Linked DNA regions of Homo sapiens: region 2 is linked to region 1. Evidence: read pairs that join two places in POLR2A ChIA-PET (ENCODE). Cell type or tissue: A673. All regions are shown on one strand. Each heading gives the region's core, and the rest is flanking DNA. Links, peaks and the distances in the headings are about the cores only.

What was found. ChIA-PET counts read pairs that join two places held together with the same protein. Peaks named below come from ENCODE experiments on the same cell type or tissue, not always from the same donor. Only the 100,000 strongest peaks of a DNase experiment are listed, where the experiment ranks them.
Region 2: POLR2A ChIA-PET joins it to region 1 with 5 read pairs; 2 of 35 experiments call an interaction of 5 or more read pairs at or near these places.

Annotation. Positions count from the first base shown.
Region 1 is chr12:50,447,796-50,459,284 of GRCh38, forward strand. LARP4 (La ribonucleoprotein 4) reads left to right here. Exons shown (of 16, transcript NM_052879.5): 9 at 5,665-5,877; 10 at 6,519-6,622. SNORD133 (small nucleolar RNA, C/D box 133) reads left to right here and starts at 8,776; the gene lies at 8,776-8,991. In A673, for the core only: no CTCF peak of the experiment used is centred there; no DNase peak of the experiment used is centred there.
Region 2 is chr12:50,094,152-50,105,640 of GRCh38, forward strand. It overlaps SMARCD1 (SWI/SNF related BAF chromatin remodeling complex subunit D1), which reads left to right. Exons shown (of 13, transcript NM_003076.5): 10 at 286-421; 11 at 2,699-2,821; 12 at 4,563-4,664; 13 at 4,796-6,556. The coding sequence ends at 4,849. It overlaps GPD1 (glycerol-3-phosphate dehydrogenase 1), which reads left to right and starts at 9,857. Exons shown (of 8, transcript NM_005276.4): 1 at 9,857-9,940; 2 at 10,423-10,600; 3 at 11,397-11,489. The coding sequence starts at 9,900. RefSeq lists an enhancer at 8,867-8,916. In A673, for the core only: CTCF peaks have their summits at 7,635 and 9,829; DNase peaks (open chromatin) are centred at 7,620 and 9,820.

The DNA of each region.
Region 1 (11,489 bases), core at 1,465-9,464:
ACGTTGGTCTCCCAAAGTGTTGTGATTACAGGTGTCAGGCACTGGGCCCAGCTCCGCACCACTCCCCCCCCATTTTTTTCTATTTTTTTTGAGACGGAGTCTTGCCGTGTTGCCCAGGCTGGACTGCAGTGACGCAATCTCAGCACATGGCAACCTCTGCCTCCCAGGTTCAAGGAGTTCTCTGCCTCAGCCTCCCGAGTAGCTGGGATTACAGGCACCTGCCACCACGCCCAGCTAATTTTTGTATTTTTAGTAGAGATGGGGTTTCACCATCTTGGACAGGTTGGTCTTGAATTCCTGACCTTGTGATCCACGCGCCTCGGCCTTCCAAAGTGCTGGGATTACAGGAGTGAGCCACCAGGTCTGGCCCCAGCCCCCAGTTTTAAAATTTTGGCAAAATGGACATACAATATACCATCTTAATTGTTCTTATTTTTGTTTGTTTTATCTTTTTCCCCCCATCTTAACTGTTCTTAAGTGTACAGTTTAGTGCTATTAAATACATTCACAATGATTTGCAGCCATCACTGCCATCTATCTCCAGAACTCTTTTTATAAGACTGAAACTCTATAAATGTTACCCAATTTTAACAGTTAGTAGAAAATGGCCATTGTTTCCTCTATATTCCCACTCATTTCTCTCCACAACCCCAGTCATCTTGAAGCAAATTTCAACCTTAATTTCAGATTTCATCCATAAATAAATTAAGATTTGTATCTCTATCAAGAGGGATTCTTTCCCTTTTTTTGAGACTGCGTCTTGCTCTTATGCCCAGGCTGGAGTGAAGTGTGGTCTTGGCTCACTGCAACCTCTGCCCCACTGGGTTCAAGCAATTTTCCTGCTTCAGCCTCCTGAGTAGCTGGGATTACAGGCACCCACCACCACGCCTGGCTAATTTTTGTATTTTTAGTAGAGACAGGGTTTCACCATGTTGGCCAGGCTGGTCTCAAACTCCTGACCTCAGTTGATCTGCCTGCCTTGGCCTCACAAAGTTCTGGGATTGCAGGCGTGAGCCACTGCACCCAGCCGAGATTCTTTCTTAATACATGACGACAATATCATCATTAGACTTTTAAAAATGAACAATGTCTTGAACATTATCAAGTACCTAGTCACTTTTCATATTTTCCTGATTCCCCTTCTTTCTCGTTTTTTCCTCTTTAAAAATCTGGTCTGGACACTGTGGCTCGTTCCTGTAATTCCAGCACTTTGGCAGGCAGATCACATGAGGCCAGGAGTTCCAGACCAGCATGGCCAACATGGTGAAACCCTGTCTCTACTAAAAATACAAAAATATTTAGCCAGGCTTTGTGGCTTATGCCTGTAGTCCCAGCTACTCGGGAGGCTGAGGCCCGAGAATCATTTGATCCTTGGAGGAGGAGGTTGCAGTGAGCCGAGATCACACCACTGCACCCCCAACATTGGCGGCAGAGCAAGACTGTGTCCAAAAAGAAAGTAAAATAAAAAATAAAAATCTGTAGTTTTTTCCTATAACTTTGTATTTTTTTCTTTTGGAAGTTTATGGGTAAGATAATCATTATCTGTCTTGCAGTGTTTCTTGGAATATAGATTTTGCTGCCTTTATTCTTGAGTGCAGTTTAACATGATTCTCTGTCCTTTCTCTCCTGTTTTTCATGCAAATTGGTCGCTAGATCTTTTTTTCTTTTTCTGTTTTTTAAAGACATGGCTATCATGGAAAGTAGCTAGATACTGATCTGTCTCCCATATTTCATGCATTTTGGTAGCAAGAGGCATGATGCCTTGCTACCTTGGTAGCAAGGGTTTGATTTTTGGGGCAATAGAGAGGATACAAAAGCTAGCTGCTATGCTCATTGGTCTGTTAATTCATTAGAGATTGCTAAAATTGTGGTATTTCTCTATCTATTTTTCATTTATTAGAAACTCTTACTCATCTTCATTACCCTGAGTTACAGGTTCTATGTGAAATCCATGTTACATGCTTGACTCTGGCTTTTATTACCAGTTTTTAAAAGTGTTGATTTTTTAGCCAATTTTTATCTGTTTTCGGTTTTGAATATTTAAACATATTTGGGGTGTTTACTGTTCGTGTTGATATTGGCCTCTTTGAATTGACTCCTGAGACCTTTTGTTATACAGCCATAGCAATTTTTTTTTTTTTTTTTTTTTTTTTTTTTGAGATGGAGTTTTGCTCTGTTGCCAGACTGGAGTGCAGTGGCACGATCTCAGCTCACTGCAACCTCCGCCTCCTGGGTTCAAGCGATTCCCCTGCCTCAGCCTCCCAAGTAGCTGGGACTACAGGTGTGCACCACCACGCCCAGCTAATTTTTTGTGTTTTTAGTAGAGACATGGTTTCACCATGTTGGCCAGGATGGTCTTGATCTGACCTCGTGATCCGCCCGCCTCAGCCTCCCAAAGTGCTGGGATTACAGGCGTGAGCCACCCTGCCTGGCCAGCCGTAGCAATCTTTACTGGTTACCTTGCTGTGCAGTTTGTCAAGATGTTCCAGGCTCTTACACATTTCATGCCAAAGGACTGGAGTCAACCAGTTCTTTTAAATCCTTAGGCTACTTTATGGGGAAATGGTATTTTGTGGACCACTGCCTAGACACAAGTAGTATTTGTGTCTACTGGTTTTGTCATTGTTTCTAAGCTTTTTTAGACAGAGCTGTTTAGTTTTTATGTTTTAAGACAAAAATGTAGGTTTGTACTGATGCTTACAATTTAAATTCAGGCTGTATGGTTTTCCTTTCTTCTGCCTCATGTCTGTTTCTCCTTTTTCCCATATGAAAATCTCGGAAAAAAATCCGCCTCCTGGGTTCAAGCAATTCTCCTGCTTCAACCTCCCGAGTAGCTGGGATTACAGGTGTGCACCACCATGCCTGGCTAATTTTTTGTATTTTTTTAGTAGAGATGGGATTTCACTATGTTGGCCAGGTTGGTCTTGACTCCTGACCTCAGGTGATCCACCTGTCTTGGCCTCCCAAAGTGCTAGGATTACAGGCATGAGCCATTGTGCCTGGCTGCCTTGTCTCCTGTTAATTTTTTTTTGACTTAATAGTGTATTCTGGAAGTCACTTCATAATGGTGTTTAGAGCATTTTTTCAGTTCTTTTTTACGTTTATGATACTCAGTTGTTTGGATGTACACGTTGTGTTCAACTGGTGATGGACTGTTGGGTTGCTTCTGGGGCCCATAGGTTTCCTCACCTTTTACAATTAGTGTTAGTGAATAGTCACGTGGGTATATTTTTTCCCCACAGCTTTATTAAGTTATTCTAGTTGGCAAATCAAATTGTATACATGCCTTTTTGGTATTGCAAACATTTAAAGTCAGCAATTTTGAATTACATAATACATTATTATTAACTATCATCACCCTGCTCTCCAGAACTTATTTCTTCTAACACAAACTTTATACCCTATGAAACATTTCCCCAGTCCCTGCCTCCCCCTATCCCTAGCTTATGGTAACCACCATTATACTGTCTCTATGAGTTCCACCTTGTTAGATTTCAAATACAAGTGAGATCATGCAGTGTTTGTCTTTATGTGCCTGCCCTATTTCACTTAGCATAATGTCTTCTAGGTTCATTCAGGTTGTCACAAATGACAGGATTTCCTTCTTTAAGACTGAATGGGTCTGGGCATGGTGGCTCATGCCTGTAATCTCAGCACTTTGGGAGGCCAAGGCAGGCGGATCACCTGAGGTCAGGAGTTCAAGACCAGCCTGGCCAACATGGTGAAACCCCATCTCTAGTAAAAATATGAAAATCAAGGCCAGGCGCGGTGGCTCATGCCTGTAATCCTAGCACTTTGGGAGGCTGAGGCGGGTGGATTGCCTGAGCTCAGGAGTTCCAGACCAGCCTGGGCAACAGGGTGAAACCCCGTCTCTACTAACAATACAAAAAAATTTGCTGGGTATGGCTGTATGTGCCTGTAATCCCAGCTACTCTGGAGGCTGAGGCAGGATAATTGCTAGAACCTAGGAGGTGGAGGTTGTGGTGAGCTGAGATCGTGTCATTGCACTTCAGTCTGGGCCACAGAGTGAGACTCTGTGTCTTAAAAAAAATACAAAAATCAGCCGGGCGTGTTGGTGGGTGCCTCTAATCCCAGCTACTCAGGAGGCTGAGGCAGGAAAATCATTTGAACCAGGTGGCGGAGGTTGCAGTGAGCCAAGATTGCACCACTGCACTCCAGCCTGGGCGACAGAGCAAGACTCTGTCTCAAAAAAATAAATAAATAAACAACTGAATGGTATTCCAGTGTGTGTGTACACCACGTTTTCTCCATCGATTCATTTGCTGTGGACACCGGGTTGTTTCCATATGTTAGCCACTATAAGTAATGCTGCAACACAGACAGTAGTGCAGATACCCTTCAGCATACTAATTTCATTTCCTTTGGATATACATAGGGTTGTTGGATCATACGGTACTTCTATTTTTAACTTTTTTTTGACCCAGAGTCTTGCTCTTGCCCAGGCTGGAGTGCGGTGGCACAATTTCAGCTCACTGCAATCTCAGCCTTCCAAGTAGCTGGGATTACAGGCGTGTGCCACCATGCCCAGCTGATTTTTGTGTTTTTGGTAGAGACGGGGTTTCACCATTTTGGCCAGGCTGGTCTGGAATTCATGACCTCAAGTGCTTTGCCCGCCTCAACCTCTCAAAGTGCTGGGATTACAGGCATGAGCCACTGAGCCTGGCCTATTTTTAACTTTTGAGGAATCTCCATACTAGTTTCCATACTGGCTATACTAATTTACCTTCCCAGCAACAGTGTACAAAAGTTCCCTTTTCTCCATATCTTCTCTAACACTTCCTGTTGTTTTTTTTGCTGCACCCATTTTAATAGATGTGAGATGCTATCTTGTGATTTCAACTTACATTTCTTTGATGATTAGTGATTTTGAGCATTTTTACATATGCCTGCATTTCTTTTATGAGTGAGTTTAGCATCTGTTTCATATGTTTAAGAGCCGTTTGCCTTTTTTTGTTCTGTGAACGCTGTTCATAGCATTGTTGGGCCTTTTCATGTCTGTTTTTACAATTCGTGTATTAGAGATACTAGTACCCTTGCCTGTGATGAGCTACAATTTACTGTTTTGACTTAGTTTTTTGGGAGGTTTTTACTCTGCTTGTTGTTGTTGTTTAGAGACAGGGTCTCGCTCTGTTGCCCAGGCTGGAGTGTGGTAGTGCGATCATAGCTCACAGCAGCCTCCAGCTCCTTGGCTCAAGCAGTCCTCCCCACTCTGCCTCCCAAGCAGCTAGGACTACAGGTTGCATGCCACCATGCCCAGCTTTTTTTTTTTTTTTTTCCTTGTAAGGGATGGGTCTCACTGTGGTACCCAGGGTGGCCTCGAACTCCTGGGCTCATGCGATCCTACCCCCTTGACCTCTGAAAGTGCTCAGGTTACAGGTGTGAGCCAGCACACCTGGTTATTTTGACGTGTGTTTGTGTGTGGCGGGGGGGGTTTTACCTTGTTTACTATGGTTTTTATACCATGAAAACGTTTTTATTATTTATTAATTAATTAAAGCTGTCATTTTCTTTTCTTTTGCTCTACTGATTCTACTGTAGGCAGAAATAGTATAGTCATGTAAAATATATGTTAAAATGTAAATTAAATGTATTTTTTAAAATATACACTTAATTCTTTGTTGCTATAATGTGTTCCTCTTCTAGGCAAGGATAAAAGCCATCAATACATTTTTTGCTAAGAATGGTTATCGATTAATGGATTCTAGTATCTATAGTCACCCCATTCAAACTCAAGCACAGTATGCCTCCCCAGTCTTTATGCAGCCTGTATATAATCCTCACCAACAGTACTCGGTCTATAGTATTGTGCCTCAGTCTTGGTCTCCAAATCCTACACCTTACTTTGAAACACCACTGGTAAGTGAGATCCTTACAATAAAATATAATAATATTTTTAATTTGAGCTGAAATTTGAAGAAATCAGTTGGAGTGGGAGCTCATTTATGTTGACATTGATGACTTTTTGGCCTTTATTTTATTTTATTTTTTGTATTTTTCGTAGAGATGGAATTTTGCCATGTTGCCCAGGCTGGTCTCGAACTCCTGTGCTCAGGCAGTCCACCCGCCTCAGCCTCCCAAAATGCTAGGATTACAAGCCACTATGCCCGGCCACTTTTTGGCTTTTAAACAGTGATATGGATATCTAATTCTCCATACCAAATAAATGCATATGACTAAGAGGTGAGCTATTAGAGCGCATAATTTTATTCCATAAAATTTGCTGAGTGAATTGAAAGAAGAGACTGGATAACTTTTGCGTGATTTTAAATGCATTTTAGTGTTGCGAAATGTCAGACCAGACATTCTTTACTAAGTTATGAATTGTTCATAAATCCAGTGGTACTTGAAGTGAATATTGCAGAAATGAATCAGTAAAATATTTTAAGATATTTTTGGCTTGTAAAAGATAAATTCATAAGCTCATTAAGGTTCTTGTGACCCTCACACCAGATTTTACCTTTGCCATTAATATTGTTTAAACATACATTTTTTTCTAGGCTCCCTTTCCCAATGGTAGTTTTGTGAATGGCTTTAATTCGCCAGGATCTTATAAAACAAATGCTGCTGCTATGAATATGGGTCGACCATTCCAAAAAAATCGGTAAGATAAAAACCATAGCTGTAATGTATTTTAAACAATTCCTAATGGATCTTAAGGCATTAATAGCAATGTTTGTTGTCAGGCTCAGTAATAAGGTTTGGTGGATTTTTTGTTTGTTTTGTTTTTACTAAGTGTATATGAACAGTTTAATCTAGAATTCGTAAAAACACTTTGACCTTTGAGTTGGTAATGCATGTAACAGACTTGGGATTCAGATTTTTTTTAATAATAAAAGAGAATAGAAAAAATATTTCATGACACCAGTCTCTGACAAATCTGGTGACTAATTTCCATTTAGTATGTTAAATGGGTAGCATTTTAGAGAATGAATTCTTTGAAGATATAAATGTTGTTAACTGAATTGTGTAATAAATGTTGGGATGTATGTTATTCAGGTTTTTAAAGGATTTTTGAAATGACACCCAAGAACTACAGTGCACAACAGACAGTAGCTAACATTTATTGCACATTTAATATCACAAACTCTGTTCCTAAGGGCTTTACATATTTTATCAGTTACTTTTTTCAGAACCCTTTATAGGTGCACTTATGTCTACTTTACAGATAAGGAATCTGAGATGTAAAATATCATGTCTGAGAACACACAGCTAGTAATTGGTAGAGCTAAGATTTGAACCTAGGCAGTTCAACTCCAAAGCCCGCACTTAAAGCACTATGTTCAGGATAAATTATTAAGAATCATAGAAACTATATGCTATCATAAAGATTGAGATGTATGTCTGAGGTATTTTTCTTTATGTAGACATCAACAGATAATCTCAATATTTGGTGTATGTTATGGCTTGTTGTTGTTGTTGTTGTGGGGGTAGAGACAGGGTCTGTTTATGTTGCCTGGGACGACTGGTCTTGAACTCCTGGGCTCAAAGCAGTCCTCCCACCTTGGCCTCCCAAATTGCTAGGATTACAGGCGTGATACTATGGCTTTTAACACAGTATGAGTAACCAAAGAATAAAGGACTGACATATAGTCATTTCGATTTATTTAATAGTTTCACATTTATTACTTCTCGTTTGCTGTTTTGTGAGACTCTTGGTTTTTGAGGGTTTTTCCTAATGGTTTATTTTCAGTGACAGTCTTTTGCCAGATTCGATTCTTCTAATTATTTCTTTTGGAAAGGAGACCATCTGGAGTATGTTTTTCCAAGATGACTTCTAGGAACTTAGTCCTTTTTTGACAGGTTTTTCTGAAACTTGTTTTACTGGAGAAATGAGCCCCAACAGAATGAAAAAATATTCTTCTCACTGGAAACATTGTGTACTACTCTTTAATAGTCAGAGTTTTTGGACTATTCTTGACAGACACAATTGGTTAAAGCAATTGAAGATCATTTTCAAGTGTTAGAAAAATTTTACTACTAAACATAAACACAGGCTGAGGTGGGTGGATCATCTGAGCTCAGGAGTTCAAGAGCAGCCTGGGCAATATGACGAAACATCATCTCTACCAAAAATACAAAAATTAGCTGGGCGTGGTGGTGTAGTGCATGCCTGAAGTCCCAACTACTCAGGAGGCTGAGGAACGAGAATTGCTTGAGCCTGAGAAGCACAGGTTGCAGTGAGCCGAGATCATACCACTGCACTCCAGCCTGGGTGACGGTGAGACTCTGTTATTCCCTGCAGCCACGCCCTCTCACCCCTCCCCGCTCCCCCCTCCAAAAAATAAAGGTACTGATATTTGCAGTTGCTTGACTCTGAAATACTTTACTTGGCTCCATGGTTATTTCTTTATTGTTACCTTTTATCCGTTGCATCTTTTTGGTGACAGCCAGGAATGACAGTCAAGTTATCTTTACTTATAAGGAAGTATACCTATGGTTTTGAAAATACATGGTGTGTTTAGTACATTTTTGCATGTTACTTAAAACCACTTGTGTACAGTTCTTTTCCATATATTTGACCAATACAGGTTGGTAATTTTTAATTACAGAAATAATTAGTGAATACTTTTTCTAAAAATGCAAATAAAGACCTTCTGGACCAGCAACCCAAATCCTTGTTTCCTTCTTGCTTCTAAAAAGTGACTACTTCTAAAAAGTGACTACTGCCAGGCATTTATTATTATTATTAATGTTAACAGCTAAGGACAAAGTCTTTTTTAGAGAGCCTTTTGCAATTTTTATATTAACCTGTGACAGCCCAGTGATGATCACTATTCCTACTTAGAGAGAATAGGACTAACTTTCAGAAATCCAGGCATTTTTCTACCTTTCATACTATCTTTCTTTCACTTTACTTCTCTTTTCTGTCTTTTATCACTTCTTTCTTTCTTCATTCTTTCTCTCTTTTGCCTGGATCGAGATTGTTAAGTCCCTCTCAGTGAAGGGTAAGATTATGAGATCTGAGGGCTGTATAAATGTAGTAAGTTGTCCCTTAAGCATATTGAAATGTAGTGTGAAAGTTGGATGAAGGACATTTTCTAAACATATGCAAATACCATATCTATCATATCAGTTCATTTTCAAGATGTAACAGGTAATATAAATTTTTTTTTTTGAGACGGAGTCGTGCTCTGTCACCGGGCTGTAGTGTAGTGGTGCAGTCTCTGCTTACTGCAACCTCTGCTTCCCGAGTTCAAGCAATTCTCTGGCCTCAGCCTTCTGAGTAGCTGGGACTACAGGCATGTGCTAGCTAATTGTTGTATTTTTAGTAGAGACGGGGTTTCATCATGTTGGCCAGGATGGTCTCAATCTCTTGACCTCGTGATCCACCCAGCTTGGCCTCCCAAAGTCCTGGGATTACAGGCATGAGCCACCATACCCGGCCTTTTTTTTTTTTTTTTTTTTTAAAGACGGAGTTTTGCTCTTGTTGTCCAGGCTGGAGTGCAATGGCGGGATCTCGGCTCACTGCAACGTCCGTCTCCCGGGTTCAAGCGATACTCCTGCCTTAGCCTTCCAATTAGCTGAGATTACAGACGCATGCCACCACGCCCAGCTAATTTTTTGTATTTTAGTAGAAACTGGGTTTCACCATGTTGGCCAGGCTGGTCTCGAACTCCTGACCTCAGGTGATCTACCCGCCTTGGCCTCCCAGAGTGCTGGCATTATAGGTGTGAGCCACCGCATCTGGCCTAACTATTTTTAAAATTACTTTTTATAGCCAGTGGGGTGGCTCATGCCTATATTCCCCACACATTGAGAAGCCAAGGCAGGCAGATCACTTGATCTCATGAGTTGGAGACCAACCTAGGCAACAGAGTGAAACCTCGTCTCTACTGACAATATAAAAATTAGCCAGGCATACTGGTGTGCACCTGTAGTCCCTGCTACTTGGGAGACTGAGGTGGGAGGATAGCTTGAGCCCAGGAGGCAGAGGTTGTAATGAGCTGAGATCGCACCACCTCGCTCCAGCCTGGGTGACACAGCCAGACCTTTCTCAAAAAAAAAAAAAATTACTTTTTGTTAAGTGACATACTATTTTCATTGCTATTTAAGAAATCTAGTTTGTAATATAAAGTAATTCTATGGCAAAGTGTCACTTTATGTGAAACTCAACCCAACTTTTTTTTTTTTTTTTAAGACAGTGTTTTGCCCTGTCACCCAGGCTGTAGTGCAGTAACATGATCATGGCTCACTGTAGTTTTGACCTCCCAGGCCCAATCAATTCTCCACCTCAGCCTTCCTAGTAGCTGGGACTACAGGCGCATACCACCATGCCTAGCTAAGTTTTTGTATTTTTTTTTTTGTAAAGACAGGGTTTTGCCATGTTGTGCAGGCTGGTCTCAAACTCCTGGGCTCCAATGATCCTCCCACCTCAGCCTCTTAAAGTGCTGGGGTTACAGATATGAGCCACTGAGCCCACTGCGCCCAGCCTGATAATTTTATCTTTGTTTTTGTTTGTTTGTTTTTGTTTTTTGTTTGTTTTTGTATTTTTAGTTAGAGACAGAGGGTTTCACCATGTTGGCCAGGGTGGTCTTGATCTCTTGACCTCGTGATGCACCCGCCTTGGCCTCCCAAAGTGCTGGGATTACAGGTGTGAGCCACCACACCCAGCTACTTTAAGTTTTAATAATGGTAATTTTTTATGGTCTGTAAAGAATAAAACAGGACAACTAGAGATGCTGTGGGAATTTACGTTTAATTGGTGGGGTTATAATTATTCAAGAGGTTTTAAATCCTTATTCCTAGAGTCAGGAATTGGCAACATGTGATTTATATTGTTGGTTTATAACTATGAAAATAGATTACAAAAACTGAGATATATAAACTGCAAATAATGGGCCAAACATAAATCTCACTCTTCTTAATCTGTAGATCCAAGATCCTCAGTTGCTTGAGATTTTAGGTGTTTTTGCTACTGATTAAACTACATTCTTTTTATATTAGTCAACCTTAGCTTCATCTGTTGTAAGCTTTTAGGAAGTTGGGTGCTTATACCCATCATCCAAGATAAAAACTCCCTTTGTTAAAAGCAGATTGGTTGGTTTAACCACATTGCATACCTTAATTCATGCAGTCATGCCATGCTATTGGGTGCATTGGTATTTTCCTAGTTTGCTGTCCTACATATGGATCTTTTGATAAATCTCATTTGGTGATGGATGTTTAGTAAGATGCTAGGTTTTGTTTGTTTTGTTTTTTGAGACGGAGTTTTGTTTTTGTTGCCCAGGCTGGAGTGCAATGGTGTGATCTTGGCTCCCTGCAAACTCCACCTCCTGGGTTCAAGAGATTCTCCTGCCTCAGCCTCCTGAATAGCTGGGATTACAGGTGTTTGCCACCATGCCAGGCTAATTTTTGTATTTTTAGTAGAGATGGGGATTCACCATGTTAGCCAGGCTGGTCTAGAACTCCTGACCTCAGGTGATCTGCCCGTCTCCACTTCCCAAAGTTCTGGGATTACAGGCGTGAGC
Region 2 (11,489 bases), core at 3,490-11,489, 350 kb before region 1:
GCTTGAATTTTTACCATTGACTTTTTAAATAAATCAACTTTATTGAAGTATAATTTATATATAACAAATTATACCAATTGAAAGTGTAGTTTGAAGATTTTTGCCAGATCTGTACACCATGTAGCTGCCACAATAAAGTGTAGAACATTTCTGTCACACCCGAAAGTTCTCGGGCCCTTTTACAGTTAGCCCCTTTTCTCTTCATCCTGGGTCATCTTTTTGACCCTGTGTAATTAGGTCTTAGGGGACAAGCTCTTTACCAGGCTCCTTTGGTTTCCTGTCCAGTGTTGACCCGAATGATCAGAAAAAGACAGCTTGTTATGACATTGATGTTGAAGTGGATGACACCTTGAAGACCCAGATGAATTCTTTTCTGCTGTCCACTGCCAGCCAACAGGAGATTGCTACTCTAGACAACAAGGTAGGGGTCTGTGCCCTGGATAGTTGGGTACCACCAGCCCCTATCACAGCTTCAAGGCCTCCTTTTGATTCTTAGTGTTCATTCAAAATACGGTGACACCCAGTATATGTCAGGTACTGTGCTTGGTGCTGGTTTGAGCCAGACTCAAATGAATTCTGATTGTGGGGATACTCTCAACAGCACTGAGCCTCGGTTTCTGATTTGTGGAATAGAGACCATAGTACCTTTTTTTTCCTTTTTTCTTTTCAGGAGTCTCGCTCTCTCGCCCAGGCTGGAGTGCAGTGGTGCAATCCCGCCTCACGGCAACCTCCACTTCCTGGGTTCAAGCGATTCTCCTGCCTCAGCCTCCCAAGTAGCTGGGATTACAGTCACCCACCATCACACCCGGCTGATTTTTGTATTTTTAGTAGAGACGAGGTTTCACCATGTTGGCCAGGCTGGTCTCCAACTCCTGACCTCAAGTGATCTGCCCGCCTCAGCCTCCCAAAGTACTGGGATTACAGGCGTGAGCCACCACGCCCAGCCCATAGTACCTATTTTAATCAGGTTGCTATGACGATTAAATGAGGGAGTGTGTGTAAAGACTTGAGACTGTATCTGGCACATAAAAACAACAAATGGTAACTTCTGCTACTATTATTGTTATCTGGGTTGTTATTACTAGACGCAGTCCTTGCAAATAAAGCCAAAAGTGCTTTGGGAACATGAAGGAGAAAGGGAGGCTTTGCTGGAAGAGTTGATGCCCCAACTAAATCTTTTCTTTTTTTTTTTTGAGATGGAGTCTTGCTCTGCCGCTCAGGCTGGAGTGCAATGGCATGATCTTGGCTCACTACGACCTCCGCCTCCTGGGTTCAAGCAATTCTCCTGTCTCAGCCTCCTGAGTAGCTGGGACTACAGGCACCTGCCACTACGCCCGGCTAATTTTTGTATTTTTAGTAGAGACGGAGTTTCACCATATTGGTCAGGCTGGTCTTGAACTCCTGACCTCAGGTGATCCACCCGCTTCGGCCTCCCAAAGTGCTGGGATCACAGGCGTGAGCCACCGCGCCCGGCCCCAACTAAATCTTGAAGGACAAAGTGGGTGTTAATGAAAGGGCAAAAAGGATAGTAGTGCTGGGGGCATAGGAGGCAGAAGACGTTCCAGAAAGAGGGAATAGGGCATGTAAAGGTCCAGAGAAGAGAGAGAGAGCCTGGTGTCTTAAAGAAGTACGAGCCATTTAGTATGCTAGATGCAGCATAGAGTGCCGAGGACGGGATGTTTTGGGAAGGAAAGCTAGATAGGGAGCCAGATGCCTAATTATGAAGAACCTTTGATTCAGGGAAAACTGGTTTATGTTTCATCCCGAAGACTGTGTAAGACAGCTGGTTGAGAGATCATTACCAGTGGAGGGACTGATGCTATTTGTATATAGAATGATCACTTGCAGGAAGGTGGATGGAGAATAATTTGTCAAGAGGGCAGGGCTGGAGGCAGGAAGCCCAGTTAGGAGGCTGGTGCAGTAATCCATGTGAGACGTGTTGAGGCCCTAAATTTACAGTCCCGACAGTGAGGGTGGAGATAAGTAGATAGATTTGAGAGGTGTCAAGGTGGAATTGAAGGAATTTGGCCACTGTTTGGATTATTAGAGTGAGGGATGAATGAGAAGGAAATGTTATGATGCCTCCCAGGTCTCTAGCTTGGGTGGACAGTAGTATTTACTATGACTGGGAAGAGGGGAGGAGGAGGAGCAGGTATTGGAGAAACGGTAGTGAGTTTAATGTCAAGTTTAAGCAGTTGGATTGGTTGGAGTATAGAAGATAGACTCTGGGCTGCAGACTGGGGACTCATTACCCTGTCACTGGTAATGGAAGATATACAAGTCAAAGAAATTGCCGGGAGGAGTATGCAGAATGAGAAGAGAGTTGAGAACAAAACCCAGAGATGAGAGCTTATGAGACAGCCCCATATGCCAGTCCTTTTCTTCCTGAGAACACTTTTGGACCCATTTGTGCTGTGGAGTAAGTATTCATCATGTAGCTTTGCCCATAGTGGGCAATGTGGAGACCAAAAGGAAAGCTTTCCTCACATGGGGTATACAGAGAGACAGAAACAAGGGCAAATTACTTGCTGAAAGAATGCCAAGGGTCGGAGCAGTTGGAGCTCTATATGATGGTGCCAGCTGTGGGCAGCATGGTGACTAGGTTGGAAGTGGCATGTGGAGTTGTCAGGCACCACCTGCCATTTAACTTCTCATTTTTCTAGTTTGAAAATGGTATGAGCTTCGTTCTTCCTTTCAGATCCATGAGACAATAGAAACCATCAACCAGCTGAAGACTCAGCGGGAGTTCATGCTGAGCTTTGCCAGAGACCCTCAGGGTTTCATCAATGACTGGCTTCAGTCCCAGTGCAGGGACCTCAAGGTAAAGAACCTAGGAGAGGTCTGAAGGGACTTAGGTCAGTGAGGTGCACAGCTGCTTTATTCATGTAGCAGCTGGTAGGAGACCCAGAGGAAGGAGTGAGGGGCCAGATTTTTCTTTAGCATGTTCCAGGGTCCATTTTGCAATTAAGCAGGGAAATGGGGGCAGAGCCATCAAGTGTTGATTTAGTGCTTACTTTGTCTGTCACTGTGCTTCATCTTGTCAGGGATACAGAGTGGAAGACCTGATCTCTGCTTTCAAAGCAGCCTACATTCTGTCTGAAGAAACTAGGCTAGTATAGCCGGGCATGGTGGCTCACACCTGTAATCCCAGCACTTTGGGAGGCCGAGGCCGACGGATCGCTTGAGGTCAGGAGTTTGAGACCAGCCTGGCCAACATGGCGAAACCCCGTCTCCACTAAAAATACAAAAACTTAGCTGGGCGTGGTGGTGCGCGCCTGTAATCCCAGCTACTTGGGAGGCTAAGGCAGGAGAATTGCTTGAACCCAGGAAGCAGAGGTTGCAGTGAGCCAAGATCGTGCCGCTGCACTCCAGCCTGGGTGACAGAGCGAAACTCTGTCTCAAAAAAAAGAAACTAGGCTAGTATGATACAAAGTAGTAAACCACATAAGACATTATCAGGCCAGGTGCGGTGGCTCACGCCTGTAATCCCAGCACTTTGGGAGGCTGAGGAGGGCAGATCACCTGAGGTCAGGAGTTTGAGACTAGCCTGGCCAACATGGTGAAACCCCATCTCTACTAAAATAAAAAAATCAGCCAGGCGTGGTGGCGGGTGCCTGTAATCCCAGCTACCCAGGAGGCTGAGGCAGGAGAATCGCTTGAACCTGGGAGGTAGAGGCTGCAGTGAGCCGAGATTGCGCCACTGCACTCCCAGCCTGGCTGACAGAGTGAGACTCCATCTCAAAAAAAAAAAAAAAAAAAAAGACATTATTAGACTGACCAGGACCAATAAGATGATTCAGATAAGGGAGATCAGTGAGACTAGAATCTCTGGGGAAGGCTTCATGGAAAATTTGGGATTTGAAGACGTTCCCAGAAAGGGGAGCACAGTAAGCTCAGACAAGAAGATAGGAATGGGCACAGAGTATGAACTCATCCGTTGTCACCCCTCCTGTGCTGACTGTGACGAGTTAGAGAGGCTGAGCAGAGGAGCAAGGAAAAAGGGATGCCAGGAAAGATCCCTGAACAAGGCAACGACTTGTTGATTGCAGAGGTGACTGGGTGTTGTATCAGTTTGCTGAGGCTGCTGTAGCAAACTACCACAAACTGGGCAGTTTCAAACAACAGGCTTGTCTCACAGTTGTGGAGGCTGGAAGTCCAAAATCAGTGTGGGCAGCACTGCTTCCTTCCGCGAGCTGGGAGGGAGACTCTGTTCTGTGCATCTCTCAGCTTCTGGTACCTCAGGCATTCCTTGGCTTGTAGGTGGTGGTCTCTGTGTGACTTCACGTTGTCTTCCTTCTGTATGTGTCTGTCTCCATGTCTAAATTTCCCCTCTTTATAAGGGAACCTACCGGTCATATTAGGGGGTACTCTAATGACCTCATCTTAACTTGAGCATCTGTAGAGACCCTATTTCCAAATAAGGTCACATTCACAGGTACTAGGGGTTGGTTAGACTTCAACATTTTGGGGAAGGATACAATTTACCCAATAATGGGTGTGAAGGAAGGAAACAAGCCTTTTCTCCTCTCTCTTCCTCCACCCTGCATCTCCATTTCCCTCAGACAATGACTGATGTGGTGGGTAACCCAGAGGAGGAGCGCCGAGCTGAGTTCTACTTCCAGCCCTGGGCTCAGGAGGCTGTGTGCCGATACTTCTACTCCAAGGTAAGTACATGGGGTGCACGGGGGAAATTGACAAAAGGCACGGGGTTTTCACCCCTGATGGGGGTCAGTGGTGTTAGATACCAACTTCTGGTTTGTCTCATCTTCCACTCCCTTCACTATTTTCTCCTTAGGTGCAGCAGAGACGACAAGAATTAGAGCAAGCCCTGGGAATCCGGAATACATAGGGCCTCTCCCACAGCCCTGATTCGACTGCACCAATTCTTGATTTGGGCCCTGTGCTGCCTGCCTCATAGTATCTGCCTTGGTCTTGCTTGGGGCGTTCCAGGGGATGCTGTTGGTTCAAGGACAACACCAGAATGAAGAGGGTCTCACAAGACACCTGTTATCCTCTTCTTTCACCCTATCTCTTCCCACCCCCAGCTTCCCTTTGCCCCACAAAGTTCCCATGTGCCTGTACCCTCCCCTGGTCTACATAGGACCTCTAGATAGTGTTAGAGAGAGAACATGTAGTGGTAATGAGTGCTTGGAATGGATTGGGCCTCAGGCCAGGTGGTCTTCAAGGGGACCAGCTAACTGATCCTGCCCTTCAGAGACCCAGGAGTTGGGAGCTTTCGCTCCTTCTCCAAGACTCAGGCCTGTGGGCACTCTATAAGCTAGTTGATCTTGGCTCTCCTGATAACAGAATCCAATTTCCTTCCTTCCCTCCACAGGTTTGGAACAAACTCTCCCTTCACTTGTTGCCCTGTAGCACTACAGAAACCCTGGTTCTTGGGCTCCACTGAGCCCCAGGTCAGTCCCCAGCCCTCTGGGTTGGCCTGCTGTCAGTGCTTCTCTCACTCCTTAGTTGGGGTCCACATCAGTATTGGAGTTTTGTTCTTTATTGCTCCCTCCCAGACACTCCCTGTGGCTGCCCTTTGTGATTCCCTCAGATCTGCCCTAATCCCGGGCATTTGGGTGGGGGAATCTTGCCTTTCCCTTTCAGAGCCCCAGGGATCTCATCTGGGGAACTGTCATTGCCAGCAGAGGCTGTTCCTTCCTGCTGTTTGGAGATGTGACTCATTCATTCACTCACTCCACCCTGCCTCTGCATCCCTTAATGGAGAAACGGGCCTAAAACCAAACGGGTAAAAAGCCCTGGGCCATCCCTGTCTTCCTGTCCCTTGTCTGCCCAGTTGACACCTACTGGTGACTTCTAGGGCACTGAGGAGTGAAAGCGCCTAGGGCTGGAGAATAGCGCTGAGTTGGGTTTGTGACTCTTCCCTCTCCCTGCCTCACAGGATTGTGACTCCCCAGCCCCTGCCCTCAAAGCTTCAGACCCCTCAGGTAGCAGCAGGACCTTGTGATCTTGGCCCCTTGGATCTGAGATGGTTTTTGCATCTTTCCAGGAGAGCCTCACATTCTTCTTCCAGGTTGTATCACCCCCGAGTTAGCATATCCCAGGCTCGCAGACTCAACACAGCAAGGGTGGGAGACAGCTGGGCACAAAGGGGGAATTCCGTTCAGCATGGGCTCTAAACCCACAGAACTGACAAAGCCCCTGCTTCCCCACCCCCTCCTCAGGCTCCTGCGAGCACACCCCCACCCCCAAATCCCTCCCTGTTCTACACTGGGGACAGCAGAATTTTCTCCCCGTCTTCCCCTTCCTGCCATTTTCCCTCCCTTGAAAGGTTGACACTGGACAACCTTGGGGCAGCTGAGCCCTGGCCGCCTCCTGGCTGGAACCATGAGAAGGAAGCTCAGTACTTCCCACAGTGTCCCTGTTGATAACTGTTTTTATTAACTGAATTGTTTTTTTCATGGACCAAACTTTTTTTTGTACTGTCCCCTTATTGATGTTACCCAGTTTTAATAAAAGAATCTTCTGAAGGATGGGTCCTCCTACCTACTGTGAGAGAGCTCTTCCCTGAGCTCTTCTTCCTTCAATACCATTAGCCACGCTTGTAGTGTTTGTTCATTTTATTTGACAAGTATTTATTGAGCACCTGCTATGTGCTAGTTGTGATGCTAGACACGGGAGATAAAGTGGAAAATGAGATTTCTACTTTTGTGGACCTCAGGGTCTTACCTTAAGAGATTGCTGTCTGCCCCAGTGGTCCAAGCAGCCTAGTTGCTGGTTGGGATTATTGGGCTTCACCACTGGATCTTAAGAGCCCTTTCCCGACTTGCTAGGCAGGTACTAACAGGTTGGTGGCAGTCATTTTCCCCCTTGTCCATCTGAGCTCCCCAGAGCACTTGTTGGCTGGAGTGAGCCATAGATGCCCGTGATCCCTTAGGTTTGACGAACCTGAGCCGCCTTTGGAGGAGTTTCACTTCTTCCCCAGGGCTTCTGTTTAGATGTGGGCAGGATCTGGACGACCAAAGACATTTTTGCTTTTTGTGCCTGCTACTCTTTTTTTTTTTTTTTTTTTAGACGGAGTCTCACTGTTGCCCAGGCTGGAGTGCAGTAGCGCGATCTTGGCTCACTGCAAGCTCTGCCTCCTGGGTTCACGCCATTCTCCTGCCTCAGCCTCCCGAGTAGCTGGGACTACAGGCGCCTGCCACCATGCCCGGCTAATTTTTTGTATTTTTTAGTAGAGACAGGGTTTCACCGTGTTAGCCAGGATGGTCTCGATCTCCTGACCTCGTGATCCGCCCGCCTCGGTCTCCCAAAGTGCTGGGATTACAGGTGTGAACCACCGTGCCCAGCCTGTGCCTGCTACTCTAAGGTTCCGCTTTCATGGTTCAAATAAGAGTTCAGTTTTTGTTTGCCTGTTTTGAGATGGAGTTGTGTTCTTGTTCCCCAGGCTGGAGTGCAATGGCGCGTTCTCGGCTTACTGCAACCTCCGCCTCCCAGGTTCAAGTGATTTTCCTGCCTCAGCCTCCTGAGTAGCTGGTTCTTAAGAGCACCATGGAAGTTCTGTGTTGTCATCCTCATACTGTAGACAACTAGCCCCTCCTTGGCAGAGTTTGGAAGACAGCTCAGGAGGGATTCCCATTAGCAATCACTTGAAACTCGCCTGCAGTTCTGCCTGCTTCCCACTTGGAGGCTCATGACTTTTTTCCTTTGTCATTATGCAAGAATGGGGTTTGGAATATAGGATCAGAGTACAACCACTTTCCAAAGTTGTAGTTTAAAAATTATCCTTTGCCTGTTTGGATGGGAACATTCTAGTATTGCCTGTTCAATATATGTAATCAAACCCACCAAAAAATCCAACCACTGTTCCTACTCCGGAACTTGGGGTTTATCAGACTTGAGAAGGGAAAGCAGAGAGGAGTGGTTGGGCCGATAACTAGGAGTGGAGAAAATTGATGTCAAGGACATTGAAATGGCATCTGTTTTTACCCAGGCTAATTACATGTGTAATGAATGGCTGATGAACCATTATTAATTTCAAGCAAATCTACAGTTTGCTCTTGGGAAAAGAGCTCTAGTGATACAGATAACTTCCTGTGATGAGCCGATTCTGAATCTCTGCACCCTCTTTATTCCCATGTAAATGAGCACATTCTTAGTCTCCACACTATCTAAAATGATTGTAGGGGCAAAATGAGAGAGGGAAGCATTTAGGCAAAAACAAGGGGGTTATTTTATGCATAAACATCCATTCTTTGGGGCTCCCATCATTTGTGCCAGGGACAGAAGCATCCTTTCTCTTCCATCACCCGTAATCAGTGCTCCCAGCTGGCAGCCTGGCACTGGAGCCTTCATCTCAGTGCCAGTGCAATAAAGGAGTGGTCTGTGGGAGGCTGTTTCTGTATTAGGTATAACATTGTGCTAAGAAAAACAGCCAACTACTGATTTCATGTCCGTTTCCCTATGGGAAATTACTGGCCATGGAAGGAGAATATGGTTGGTTTTTCCTGGGCAGTCCCCGGAACTTAGAAAGCCATTTCTCCCCAGTCTTGACCTCCTGCCTGCTTACTCCTACCCATGGGTTGCACACAGACTCCCCTGTAGCCCAGTGCTTGTTACCAGTTGCTGGCCAGCAACAGCCCAGGGGGATGGCAACACCCACCTAGCCGTCTGCCAAGCCAGGAGGTCAGCACATGAGCACACAGTGGTGTCTGCCCTCTAGGCCAAGGTGCACAGTGTTAGGAGCCTCTTGCTCCACTCTCCAGATCAGCCTGGAAACCAGAGCTTCCCTCGTCTTAGACAAACAGATGGCCGTGGGCGATGCAGAGCCCTGAACTGCTGAGGGTGCTCCTTCCATTCTCGCCCTTCCCCAAAAAACATACACCAAACTTACCCCCAATCACAGCATCTGAGACCACAAAGCCCCACGGACACAGCTGCCCCGGGTACTGCCTGCCTTCCCCTTTTCTGGCCTCTGCAAACTAGCCATTCACCTGATGAAGCCCCTGGGGCAGTACCTTGGAAACCCCTGAGAGGAGGAGTTGAAGGAGGCTCAAAGCCTTTCAAGGACAGTGTGCACTCTGCCTGCCTCCTATTCTCTCCTGTCCTCTTAAGCCCAGAGTCTACAACAAAATTGTGTACCGCAATTCTCAGAGCTCTCTAACTTTAACCTTTCCCACCTTCCCTAGAACACATTTTTGGGTGGGGATCATCTGAGAGGCCCATGGATGAGTCCCCAAGATGACCTCTGTGGGTGACCAAGACAATCTTGTCTTTTGAGGCACCTGGAGTCTCTCATCCTTTTTTGAGCTGGGCTGTCCTCAAAGCAGGCCCTTACCTCTTATGTGGCCTCATCTTTAGAGGTGGGAAGTGGGCCCACATCCCCCACCCCAGCCCTGCAGTGGAGCTAGCGTGGGCCTGCTGGAGGACAGAACTGTGGAACAGGGTCCTGTGAGGATATGTGGCAGGGTTGGCGGGGGGATAGGGGGTCATGGAGGAGCCTACCTCTGAAAAGCATTCCCCTAGCTGCTACTGAAGCTAAATACAATTTATTTCATGCTGGGGGACAGAAAGGAGCAAGGGAGAGCAGTCACCTGCTCCTTATCTGGGCTATTTTCTTAGCAGACCTCAAAATGAGACCATGGTGGGAAGCTGGGCTGGGGCCAAGGGAAGAAGCTTGCCAGCACTGTCAGCCGATGAGCCCAGGAGAAAAAGCTGGGCCTAGTCTCTGCCCCATTCCTGTTCCACACCTGTCTGTACCCCTGTCTCTCCTTTCCCTGGCTCTGCCAGACTCTCTATCTCCCTGGGCGCCAGCCTCCCCACCCACCCCTGGAGGGCGGGGCTTGGCTGCACCCACGTGTGGTGGAGTTAAATGCTCCTAGCCGGCAGAGGAGCTAGGGAGTGTGGCACTGAGCCGGCTCAGGCAGAGACGCGGCACCATGGCTAGCAAGAAAGTCTGCATTGTAGGCTCCGGGAACTGGTAAGCAGCTCTGTCAAGTGATATGGGGGAAGGGTAGGCCCCCCAAGACAGAGGTGGGTAGGAGGCAGAATGGGTGGGAAAGGCCCTCAGGTTCCTGTTCAGCCCCTGCTGCTATCTTCTATCATAGCAGCACAGGACAGACGGTGCCCGGCCCTCTCCTGACCCCCGCCCTCCTGGGCAGCTGCACCTGTTCACCATGGGAAGGCGTCTCCAGAGCTCTCTATGTGAAGAGCCGCTTGAGTTTGGGGGTGGGAAGATGAGAAGTGGGGCTCCCTTCTCTAGTAGCAAAGGGTGAGGAGACTGAGTCTCCTTTCTACTGCCAGGTCACTGGGGACTATTTGTCATGGGAGTGGAGGTGATAAGGAAGGTAGGTAGGAGTGAACAGCCTGGGGGGCTGCTGTGAGATCCTGAGGTGGGGCGCTGCCCCAACTCCTGCCACTGTTCCCTCCTCCTGTACTTTCCTGTGCTCCCCCTCCCACCAGGGGCTCAGCCATCGCCAAGATCGTGGGTGGCAATGCAGCCCAGCTGGCACAGTTTGACCCACGGGTGACCATGTGGGTATTTGAGGAAGACATTGGAGGCAAAAAGCTGACTGAGATCATCAACACGCAGCATGAGAATGTCAAATACCTGCCAGGGCACAAGTTGCCCCCAAATGTGGTGAGCCCCAACACCCTGCGAAGAACAGGGAGAGGAAGGGAGGGCCAGGAGTTGGAGCCGACCTTACTCAACAGGTGCCTCCTGCTGAGAGGGCCGCTTCAGGTGCAGCAGGACTTGGGAAGGTCTCAGGAGGGCTGCTCTGGGCCCTTTCCTGAGGACTGAGGAGAACCTATGCTTTCCCCTCACAGGCTCCCAGGCGGGTGGGTGGGGAAGGGATGGGAGAACAAGTTGGTCTCCATGGCAGCCAAAGACTGGGCTCCCAGACTTGGGGTCCAGTAGTGCCTGCCTCCGGCACTAATCCTGTTACTCATTCACTGAGTGAGTAGCCGACTTGGAGGCTGCTCCTTGGACTTACGGTCTTTGGTCAAATCCACGTGGCTCTCCCCACCTGGAAAGGGGAAGCAGGGAAGAGAGCAGAAAGGCTGGGGCTCCCCCTTCCCAGCTGGGGTTCCTGAGGAGCTGGGTGATGAAATCTTATTTGAGCTCTTTCTTTTGCCAAGCCCAGGCTGCTTTTGGCCTCCCGCACTGTCCCACAGCCAAGGGATAGGAGAGTGCTGGGATGAGGTTTCCAGGAGTCCTCAAGAGCCCAGGACAGCTGGAGGGAGACAGAGTGGTAGCTGGGGGGAGGGAGTAGAGTGTCTTATTCCTCCAAGTTCAGTCCTTCTAGATTCAGTCCCAAACAAGCCTTCCTGCTCCCCTACCAGCCTCACTCTTTGGCTCCCAGATCTCCTGAATAGGGTTCCACAGGGGCTAGGGGAGGTCTGCCAGGCCCGCGAGCACTTGGTCACCCCCACAGGTGGCTGTCCCAGATGTGGTCCAGGCTGCAGAGGATGCTGACATCCTGATCTTTGTGGTGCCCCATCAGTTCATCGGCAAGATCTGTGACCAG